Regions from separate parts of the Homo sapiens genome. Here region 1 is linked to region 2. Evidence: chromatin loops called from intact Hi-C (ENCODE). Cell type or tissue: transverse colon. All regions are shown on one strand. Links, peaks and the distances in the headings refer to the core of each region. The heading gives the core; the rest is flanking DNA.

What was found. Hi-C counts contacts between places; a loop is a spot of excess contacts. Peaks named below come from ENCODE experiments on the same cell type or tissue, not always from the same donor. Only the 100,000 strongest peaks of a DNase experiment are listed, where the experiment ranks them.
Region 1: a loop joins it to region 2, with 1.9 times the contacts of the local background. A loop is called at or near these places in 10 of 110 quality-filtered maps.

The regions. Positions count from the first base shown.
Region 1 is chr12:1,905,609-1,910,981 of GRCh38, reverse strand. CACNA2D4 (calcium voltage-gated channel auxiliary subunit alpha2delta 4) reads left to right here. Exons shown (of 38, transcript NM_172364.5): 4 at 1,017-1,076; 5 at 2,945-3,107; 6 at 3,411-3,542. Among named protein-coding and RNA genes, the nearest start is that of CACNA2D4, 10 kb to the left of the region's middle. In transverse colon, for the core only: no CTCF peak of the experiment used is centred there; a DNase peak (open chromatin) is centred at 3,241; H3K4me3 peaks cover 802 bases; H3K27me3 peaks cover 704 bases.
Region 2 is chr12:1,828,506-1,833,878 of GRCh38, reverse strand. All of the region lies in intron 26 of CACNA2D4 (calcium voltage-gated channel auxiliary subunit alpha2delta 4), which reads left to right. It overlaps LRTM2 (leucine rich repeat transmembrane protein 2), which reads right to left. Exons shown (of 5, transcript NM_001039029.3): 4 at 2,354-2,944. Among named protein-coding and RNA genes, the nearest start is that of LRTM2, 11 kb to the right of the region's middle. RefSeq lists enhancers at 2,705-3,318, 5,181-5,373. In transverse colon, for the core only: no CTCF peak of the experiment used is centred there; a DNase peak (open chromatin) is centred at 2,688; H3K27me3 peaks cover 4,102 bases.

The DNA of each region.
Region 1 (5,373 bases), core at 254-5,253, 77 kb before region 2:
TTAAAGTGTATAATTTAGTGGCATTAAGTACATCCACAATGTTGTACAACCATCTCCATCATCTAGTTCCAAAACTTTTTCATCGCCCCAAACAGAATCCGGTTACTAAGTAAGCAATCACTCCCCTATCCCCTTCCTCTTAGCTCTGCAACCACTATTCTGCTTTCTCTCTATGGATTTGCATGTTGTGGGTATTTCACATAAATGGAATCATACAATACGTGACCATTTGTACCTGACTTATTTCACTTAGCATAATATCTACAGGGTTCATCTGTGTTGTTCCATGCATCAGCACTTCATTCCTTTTTAGGGCTGCATAATATTCCATTGTGTGCATAGCCCACATTTTGTTTATTGGTTTATCAAATGACAGATATTTGAGTTGTTTCCACCTTTTGGCTTTGGCACGCACGCATATTTTAGTAGACTTTATTTTTAAGAGCCATTTTAGGTTCACAGCAAAATGTAGAAGAAAGTACAGTTTCCATACATCCCCTGTTGCCACAGCCTTCCCCGCTATCAACATCCTGCATCCATGGTAGATTGGGTATAATCAATGAATCTCCATTATCCCCAAGTCCATAGCACACATTAGGGTTCATTCTCGTACATTCTGTGGGTTTGCAAACATGTGCAATGACATGCATCCACTATTACAGTATCAGACAAAAGAATTTCACTGCCCTAAAAATCCCCAACCACTGGCAACCACTTATCTTCTCTATCTCCCTAGTCTTGCCTTTTCCAGAATGCCATGTTGTTGGGATCACAGGTGCATGGCCTCTGCCGATGGGCTGCTTTCACTTAGCCATATGTGTGTGCCTTTTGTCTGTTGTGCATAGTGTGGCTGTGAATATTCGTTCCTAAGTTCTTGTTTGCATCCCTGTTTTCAATCCTTCTGGGCATACACCCAGGAGTGGGATTGCTGGGTCACCCGGCAACTGTTTCACTTGCTGAAAACCCACTGGGCTCCTTTTACCCATTCTCCCTACCTCTGTGTTCCCATCCCTCAGAATCTGGTGGAAGCTGCCGAGGAGGCCGACCTGAACCACGAATTCAATGAATCCCTGGTGGTGAGTCCCACTCCTGGCACTGGTGCCAGAGGGCCAGGATCGCCTGAGTACCAGATATGGGGGTGGCGGCATAGGGTGGCGGCGTAGGGTGGCGATCCACTGATTCCATAGACATTTACTGCTCACCCCTCACAGGCACAGCAATGTGCTAGCCTCTGGATCGGAACTTGTTCTTGACCTCAAGAAGCTCACAGTGCAAATAACTCCGGTATAAAGCACATCACAAGTCACTACAGATGGGTGGATGGAGCCTCCGGGGAATGCAGGCTGGAGAAGAGGAGGTCTGCCCCCAAACTCCTGCAGACAGGGCGGCCTGGGGCTGCGCCCAGGGCTCATGGGGGATTTAGGCAGGCAGGGCCTGGAAAAGGGCCTTTGGTCACAGCAGAAAGAAAACACAGAAATAAGAAAACACGCCCAGGCGCGGTGGCTCACGCCTGTAATCCCAGCACTTTGGGAGGCTGAGGCGGGTGGATCACAAGGTCAGGAGATCGAGACCATCCTGGCTAACACGGTGAAACCCCGTCTCTACTAAAAAAATGCAAAAAATTTAGCCGGGCGTAGTGGCAGGCGCTTGTAGTCCCAGCTACTCAGGAGGCTGAGGCAGGAGAATGGCGTGAACCCGGGAGGCGGAGCTTGCAGTGAGCCGAGATCGCGCCACTGCACTCCAGCCTGGGCGACAGAGCGAGACTCCGTCTCAAATAAATAAATAAATAAACAAATAAATAAACAAACACCAGGTTGGTTGAGGAAACAGTGGGACCTGGGCCCTGTGTGTCCAGAGGCTGGTGAGGAAGGCAGTGGTCTTGGACAGTTAGGTGAGGAGGTGGGGGGAGCCTTGGGTGTCAGCGTAGGAGCCTGAGCCTTTCTCAGCAGGGAAAGGCAGGTGCAGAAGGCTTGAGCAGGGCAGGGACGCGGCTGGGAGTATGCGTGGAAGGCCAGCGCGGGCCACAGTGTCGTGAGGAGGAGCCGGGTGTGGGGTGCAGGAACCTGGCGTGGGAGTTGGCGTGGGGATGTCCGTGACGCAGTCCGGCGTGGGAGTTGGCGTGGGGATGTCCGTGACGCAGTCCGGCGTGGGAGTTGGCGTGGGGATGTCCATAACGCTGTCCGGCGTGGGAGTTGGCGTGGGGATGTCCGTGAGGCAGTCCGGCGTGGGAGTTGGCGTGGGGATGTCCGTGACGCAGTCCGGCGTGGGAGTTGGCGTGGGGATGTCCGTGACGCAGTCCGGCGTGGGAGTTGGCGTGGGGATGTCCGTGAGGCAGTCCGGCGTGGGAGTTGGCGTGGGGATGTCCGTGACGCAGTCCTGGGGGGTGTTCAGGTGTGAACCCGGTCGTGTGGAGGAAACGGGGCCGGGGCTCCACCGGAGGCAATCCTAGCACGCCCTCCAACACCGCGTGGGAGAGGCCGAGGGCAGCTGCGGGACTCGGAACCTGGGCCCCGTCTGAGGCCAAGGCTGCAGGCCCCAAGATTGCGCAGGCTCGGTTCTGGGGCTCTGGGACCTTCCTGGCCTGCGAGAAGTGGAGGGGGCTGATGGGGCTTTTTGTCTCTACCTGTCCTTGACTCCGCGGCTGCCTGTCTCCACTCTGCCTCGGCCGTGTCAACACACGCTGCACCAAGTTGGGGACTGAGGCAGCGGTCAGGACAACTGTCATCAAACGTCGGCCTCACGCCTCTCCGCGCCGGCCTCCTGGATATTTTTGTCCCGAATCGCCCTGATCAGTGCCCAGCGCGCCGCCGCGGGTGCTTGTGTAGACTCTGATGGCCGCCCGGCCCCGGCCCTCTCGTCCTCTCACCTGCGCCGTTTCTCTTCCTCTCTCTCCGCCTGTCCCGGTGCTCGGGCCGCCTCCGTGGGCCTCACCCGTCCACCCCAGTTCGACTATTACAACTCGGTCCTGATCAACGAGAGGGACGAGAAGGGCAACTTCGTGGAGCTGGGCGCCGAGTTCCTCCTGGAGTCCAATGCTCACTTCAGCAACCTGCCGGTGAACACCTCCATCAGCAGCGTGCAGCTGCCCACCAACGTGTACAACAAAGGTAGCCGGCACGCTCAGCTCAGGCACACTCACCAGGCACGCCCACCTAGCACACCCACCAGACACGCCCACCAGGCACACCCACCAGGCATACTCACCAGGCTGGCCCACCAGACACACCCACCAGACACGCCCACCAGGCACGCCCACCAGGCCGTCCACCAGACACGCCCACCAGGCACACCCACCAGGCACGCTTACCAGACACGCCCACCAGACACGCCCACCAGGCACCCTCACCGGGCATGATCACCATTTTCCTGAGAAGTTCTACAGGATCATAATCTATAGTCTCACCCTTCAGACCCAGATATTTTAAATGGAGTCTACATGTCTGAAGCCTTGAATGCTGTCTTCGTGGAGAACTTCCAGAGAGACCCAACGTTGACCTGGCAATATTTTGGCAGTGCAACTGGATTCTTCAGGATCTATCCAGGTAAGGACATGGAGTTGCATCTCCCCGACCTTCTGGGATTCTTCTCTGGAAATAATAGGGGCACTGAAGATGGACCCTGGCACTCAGGTCCCCAGTGAATGGGGCTGGTCCTCCTATCCCAAAGCATCTCCAAGCCCACACTTTAGCCCTTCTCACTGCATGATATGCACATATTAAAGGGCTGTGGAATGGATGAATGAATGAATGAATGAAACCATCAAACACCATGAAACCAGTCAATGAATGCCCACATGAAGCTCCTGTCCCATGAAAAGTACTTTGGAAGATACAAAGAAGGATAAAACAATTCTTTACCTTAAGGACTTTATGTCCCAATTGGAAAAATGAGGCGCACTCGCCAAGAGTGTTCAACAGCAATCTGGAAAATGGCACAGGCCACACTCTGTGGCTAGTGGCCAACTTAATAGAGTCCATCAATAAAAATAGAAAACACAGAGCACAAAGTTTCCAAGAGTTCTACCTCTTTTTGATTCCCATTTAAAATAAGTCAGCTCTCCATTTCACCCCAACCCATTTTTATAGTTTAGCACACAGTCCAGGAAGTCTTAAAGTTATCCCACTTTTCTGAAACAGGAAACCAGAAAGGCCCGAGAGGACTCCACTGTGTCCACAGGCTGGAAAGTCAATCTCTCTCTTGGAGTGCCAAGGGAACTCAGAGCTCCTGCAGTTCCCATAGTTGGCATTGTGTTCCTCTGCCAGAATTCACAGCTAGCTATTGTGGCTGTTTCGGTTCTCTGGAGCTTCAATGAATAGGTTTATCCTTCTTCCATGCAGCAGTTCACGTGCCCCTCTTGTCTACTCCAGGGTGGAATTCCTGTAAATATTCCTGCCACATCAGGGCTTCCAGAGACACCAACTTATATGTAAACAACACAGTCCAGATGTGAACGCATCAGTCAGTAGAGAGAGGCCATTTCTCACTATTTTGAATTGCACTATTTTTATTGTTGTTGAGTTTTAGGAGTTATCTGTATATTCTGAATATTGATCCCTTATCAGATATGTGATTTGCAAATAATTTCTCCCATTCTGTGGGCTGCCTTTTTACTCTGTTCATATTGTCTTTTGATGAACAAACTTTTAAATTTTTTCTGAAATCCAATTTGGTTATTTTATCTTTTGTTTTCTTTGCCTTTGGTGTCATACCCAAGGAATGACTGCCAACTCTAATGTCATAAAGTGTTTCCCCTATGTTTTCTAACAGGAGTTTTATAGTTTTAGGTCTTACATTTCCGTTTTTAGTTAATTTTTGTATATGGTATTTGGTAAGAGTTCAACTTCCGTTTTTTCATGTGGATATACAGTTGCCCCAGCACCTTTTGTTGAAAAGACTGCCTTTCTTCCATTGAATGGTCTTGGTACTCTTGTCAAAAATCATTTAATCATATATGTGGGGGTTTATTTCTGGGATTTTTGTCCTATTTTATTGGTCTATATACCTTTCTTTATGCCAGTACCATGCTGTTTTGATTACTGTAGCTTTTCAGTAACTTAAAAATCAGGAAGTGTGCCTCCATCAGTTTTTCTTTCCCCCCAAATTGTTTAGGCTATTTGGGGTTTCTTGAGTTCCATATAAATTTTAGAATGAGTTTCTCTTGCTCGTTGTGATTGTAATAGGGATTGCAATGAATCAGTAGACCACCTTGGGCAGTACTGACATCTTAACAATATTAAGTATTTCAGTCCATGAATATGGAATGTGTTTCCATTATTTCTGTCCTTAATTTCTTTCAGCAGTGTTTCATAGTTTTCACTGTACAGGTCTTTCACCTCATTGGTTAAGTTAATTCCTAAGTATTTTATTCTTTTT
Region 2 (5,373 bases), core at 209-5,208:
CCCTGCCACACTCTCTGCCCCCGAATCTGCCTGCTCATCACCTGTCTGTGAGCCCAGGATACCGTTCTCAACACAGCATCTTATCCTTCTAGGGTTCTTACCTCTCACTCAAAGGACAGCAGTCAAAACCCACTGCCCCTGCCGCTGCCCCTCCACGCAAGACCTTTTGGTTGCCTAAGAATGGGCAGCTCCCTTCCTGGCGTAAAGAGGAAAAGAGTTGGGCAGGAATGTTCTCCTTCTCCTCCTTAGGAGCAATCCAATGGCCCCATCGGTGCCCCAACCACAGCCCTGTAAGTACAAAGGCATCTGGAGGGGGAATCCTGGAGGCACACGAGGCCAAGGAGAGGAGGCTGGTGTTGATGAGGAGGTGTGGGTACCTGGGCGCACGGGCTCGCCAGGATGTCTTCATGATGATGGTGGAGGCTGGCTTGGACAGAGGGAGACACAGATGCAGGACAGGGCTGGGGTGAGAGAGAAGGTGGTTGAGGACAATAATCTGTCTAGACCTCCCCTAGGAAGTGAAAGTTGGATTCTGGCCCTCTTTCAGCTTCCAGTGAAATCTGGATGCAGGCACTAGACCCCCTGCCGAAAAGATGCGGGCTGCAGCCACTCCGTCACTGGCAGCTCCCTCTGCAGCCCATCTGCCGCAAGTCTCCTCATACAATAGGCATCAATCTTTCCCTGGGATGCCGATGGAAATATTCCAGGATTTTGTTTTTAAGAAATGCAATGTTGAAAGCAACTCCGCTATTGAAAAAGTCTGAAAACTGCACATTCTCATGGCATGCATTTTTGTGCTGGGAATTCAGTTCCCGGCGACCACAGGAGAGGAGGGTCTGAAGACACCCGGCCTAGTTCCCCTGTGCGGCTGACACCTCGGTGGCCTGCAGCAAACCTCACATCCCAGGAACACGTATCAGTGCTGCCTGGGGATGCAAAGCTGGGTGCTGACAGGGATGCAGCCTCATTTCCCTGCTGGGAAGACCCACGGTTGAATCCTGGCTGTGTCATCTTGTGAAAATTATTTAATTTATTTAATTACTTATGAGTTTTAGTTTTCTTAGCTGTAAAATAAGAAGGTCTATCTCAATTAGCTGCTGTAAGGTTTAAAATCATGTACATGAAAAGACATTGGTAAACTGGAAACTATATAAGTAGTAATCATTATTTCCCCGCTCATGAAAATGGGGGAAATGATCATAGTGACTAACATTTTGTGGCACTTTATAGTTTGTAAAACATTTTTAATTAACTAACACAGGAGAATTTCATGGAAATAATTGAAATTGTGGCTGGAGATTAAATGAAAGTAGTAAGACTTTAACAAAAAGCATTGGCATTATTTTCACCACTTAAATGTTGATTCCTTAGCCCAGCAAACATTCATTGAGCATCTTCTTCGTGCCAAATGGTGTTTCAAGTCCACTTAGTATTTGATTATTACCAGGAAGTGAACGGATAAATGGACGTTTTATTGAGGACTCACTTTGTGCTGGGCACCTCTCAAGCCACGTTCCGTGCATTGCCACATTTAATTCTCATAATGACCCTACGAAATAGATATTGTTTCCTTCCCACTTTACAGACCAGGCCCTGCCACAGCGAAAGGGTAACCAGCTTTCTCAAGATCACACAGCTGGCAGGTGGCAGAGCCGAAATTCAGACGCAGACCTGGCCCTCCTCACCACCATCTTGCGCACCCTCCTCTCCCATGTCATGTGATCATGTCATAGGTCATTACAGCACTTTCCCATATTAAAGAAAATGGGAAGGGAAGAAAGTAAAGCCTAACCCATTTGACTTCTTCTTAAAGTTTGGATAATAAAACTTGGGAGAGGAAGTTGGCACTGTCACCAAAAGGAAGATTTGGTTTTACTGAGGATTCATTCTATTCCCCTCTCATGTAAGGGGAGATGTTTAAGAGATGGCTGTATTCTTCAGAAGAGCTGTTTTTCTCCCTCCTTCTACCACACTGGGGAAGCCCACAGGCAAACTTGGCGGGATACAAAGCCCAGGTGTCTTTACTGCCCTTATGTAACCTAAGAAAGGGAGATCCAGTTCAGTGAGTCCTAGGAGAAAGTGGGGAGCTGGCTGGGGGAGGGGATGCAGAGCAGGGAGGGGAGGGTGGGGGTGGAGGGAGCAGCACCAGCCTCTCTCCCATTGGCAGGAAGGGTGATGGCTCATGTGAGGGGAGGCTTGTGACTTTTCTAGCCGAGCTGGCACAGAGGCAGGGTCGCCCCCTTCTTTCCCCTGGCCTGCTCTCTGAGTCAGCACCCAGCCACCAGGAGGAAAGTGTGGGGCCAGAGGTGATCGTCCCAATCCCTCGGGCCCCAGCAGGGCCGGCTGCGCTCACCTCGGTAGGAGAACCACTCCATCCAGTGTTTGAACTCACGCAGGTTACAGTCACACTCCCAGGGGTTATCCCCGACCTGCAGCAGCTGCAGGTTTGCTAGGGGTTCAAATGTCAGCCGGTCCAGATTCTGCAGACGGTTGGAGCGAAGCGAGAGGGAGCGCAGAGCCAGGAGCCCGTCGAAAAGACCAGGGGGCAACTGGGCCAGGCCGTTGATGGACAGGTCCAGGTGGCGGAGCAGCGGCGAGTGCCGCAGCAGGTCCCTGTCCAGGGTCCTGATGCTGTTATTGCGCAGCTGAAGCTCAGTCAGATTCGTCAGGTCCCCGAAAATGGAGCGGGGCAGCCGGTCCAGGAAGTTGTTGGACAGGTCCAACCGCTGCAGGCTGGAGAGGTTGGCGAAAGCCCAGCTTGGCAGGGCACTCAGCTTATTGTTCAAGAGCAAGAGGGTTCGGGTGGCTGCGGGCACGTCTGGGGGCACCGTGGTGAGGCCAAGGCCACTGCAGTCCACCTCCAGGCTGCGGCTGTCACACTTGCAGGAGAAAGGGCAGGTGGGGAGGGCCTCCACAGCATACAGGGCGATCCAGCAGGTGATCCCTTGGTGGGAGGGACAGACGGGGGAAAGAAAGCAATAGGACGGGTCACCACCTCCTGCTTCTCTTCCCTCCTTTCTAGCTCATAACAGGCTCTTGGCTTTATCTCCTTTGGCACAAGCCACAATCAATGCATAAACGTTTATTAACCACATAAAAGCATAATTAACAAATCCAAAGCCACTTCCATATTAATGGACATCACACAGTGTCTGCAGGGCGCCCTGCCTTGCCACACATCTGGCAGAGGAATCACTTGAGTGGAGAATGACCCTGCAGACTCAGCCAGAGCCCAGAGACAAGCCATGCTGGTGCAGTGATAGGAAGCTCACAGGGCCTCCCACAGTCATCTCCCGGGGAGTTTGGGTCCCACTGACACCATGGATGTTGACACAAGAAAGGAGATAAGGTTGTCAGAGAAACCTGCTCCCATGCCCTCTCCCAGTGTCACTGCTGGGACAGAGTTTGTTTCCCAGGGAAAATGGCCAGGCTGCTGGCTCCCTCCCCTCTGTGGCCCACCCCAACTCTGGAGCTGTGTATGGAAAGGCGAGAGCACAAAACAGCACTCCTAGCCCTGTCCTTCACGGCGTCCCAAGTGCTGTTATGTTTCCATCAATCCCACACCCATGATGACGCCAGCAGTTTGGCATGAGGATTTAGAGCCCAGGCTGTGCACCTAGGGTCCCACTGTGGGAGTGACAGGCTAAGATGTACAAACCCACTTCAACATTGACAAGTCATGGGGCCCAGGACACATTCCACTTTAACCCCCACCCTAAAGCCATCTAGGCTCTCAGCCTGGGCTTCTGTTCCTAGGGGCTACAGGGCAGCATTCCTGCACAATGGCCCGATGAATAGAATTCGTTTCCTGGTCCCATCTTTTGCCCAAGACCCTTCTGCGTAGCGAGCATGGGGTCCTGTCTGTAGGGCTGGGAGAAGTAACCCTCAGGGAACAATCACATCAGAGCAGTGCCTTCCATTATGCAGCAGCCCTTTCCAATAGTGGCCTCAAAAACCCCTAAGTGTCCTCCTGAGTAGCAGAGAAGCCTGCTCATCGTGAAAGAGAACTGGGAAGAATTCAAAATAGTTCAGCCCCACCAGGTCAGCCCAGCCGAGGTCAGTTCCACCCAGCCTAGAGAAAAGACCCCAGCCAGAGAACTGATGGAGAAGTTCAGACCCAGCTCACAGCCCATCGGCCCACCCTGACATGGGACCTGGGACCTGGCTGTCCCAGGTCGGGGTGGGCCGATGGGCTGTGAGCTGGGTCTGAACAGCCTTGAGTCTTGTCCAGTAGGGGTCTGGGTGTCTGCTGTCCCAAAGGGTGGAGCTTGAAGGAACAGGATGAGACTCTCCCCTTCCCTGCCTGGAGGATCGATGACAGCTGAGAGCTGACACGTGGCTAGATCTGGCCCAGGCCTCCCTGCAGCCTAACAGCAAGCCTCACTGTTCTTGGCGAGAAGTGAGCACAGGTACAGCCATGGAAGCCACCGGAGACCCTTTTTCTGGCCATCTTGGGTTACCTCATGTCTCCGCTCACCCTCTCACCCCTCTGAGCCCGTCTGCTACCAGATCAGCCAGCCCCATACCACCACCCCAAGCCATTTGAAAATCAGCATTCTTCAGACTTGACTTTCCCCAGGAAATAAAATCCAACGCATTCAGCTCCCTCTCAAAAGGATCTGCATCACCAGAAGCCGCTCGCCCCTCCCAGAGAAGGGCCTGACAGCAGGCTAAGAGAGCCGCTGCGGAAGAGCGACTCCCTGCGCCCCCCACCTCCCTGGAGATCAAGGTGGCATAAAAGCTCCAGTGACAAGAAAACATAAGCCCGTATTGCGAGGTGTTGAGTGATTCTAGAATGAGGCTGAAAGGAGATCTGAGTCACTCAGGGGCCAGCCTCTCTCACATGGTGAATAATTCAGGCTGCCCGTGTTGGGTGCTGGATCAGAGCGGGAAGTCAGGCGGAATGCCGTCCCGCGGGACCGTTTCCTCCCTGCCACCGTGTAGCCTTGGGCAGACCAGCCCTTGCTGACCTGGTCCCTTTGCCACATATAAAGAGAATTCTCAGGGCTCCTTTCACCCTGACAGCTGCCAAGTGTTGCCTTCATTCACGCTTCCTCCCCTTTTTGGTAAATGGACGGCTCAGTCTGCCTATATGCAGGAGGGGTTGGACCCACTCCCCAAAGTCTCTTCCAGCGCCGCATCCCACGAGCCCACTAGGTCCTCTACCGAGAGTTGGGAAAGCGGAGGCATAAGGAGCATAAGAGACATCTCCAAGCTGACCCAGCTCCTGGCCGAGGCCAGCCAAGGGGGCAGTTCCCCACGGGAGCAAAAGGGCTCGCCGCAGTCTGTGACACAGGCCGACAAGCTCAGGCACCAGTGAGGCTGTTTAAGACTCAGCAGGCCTGCATTCCAGCAGAGCTCTTCTCCTGTTGG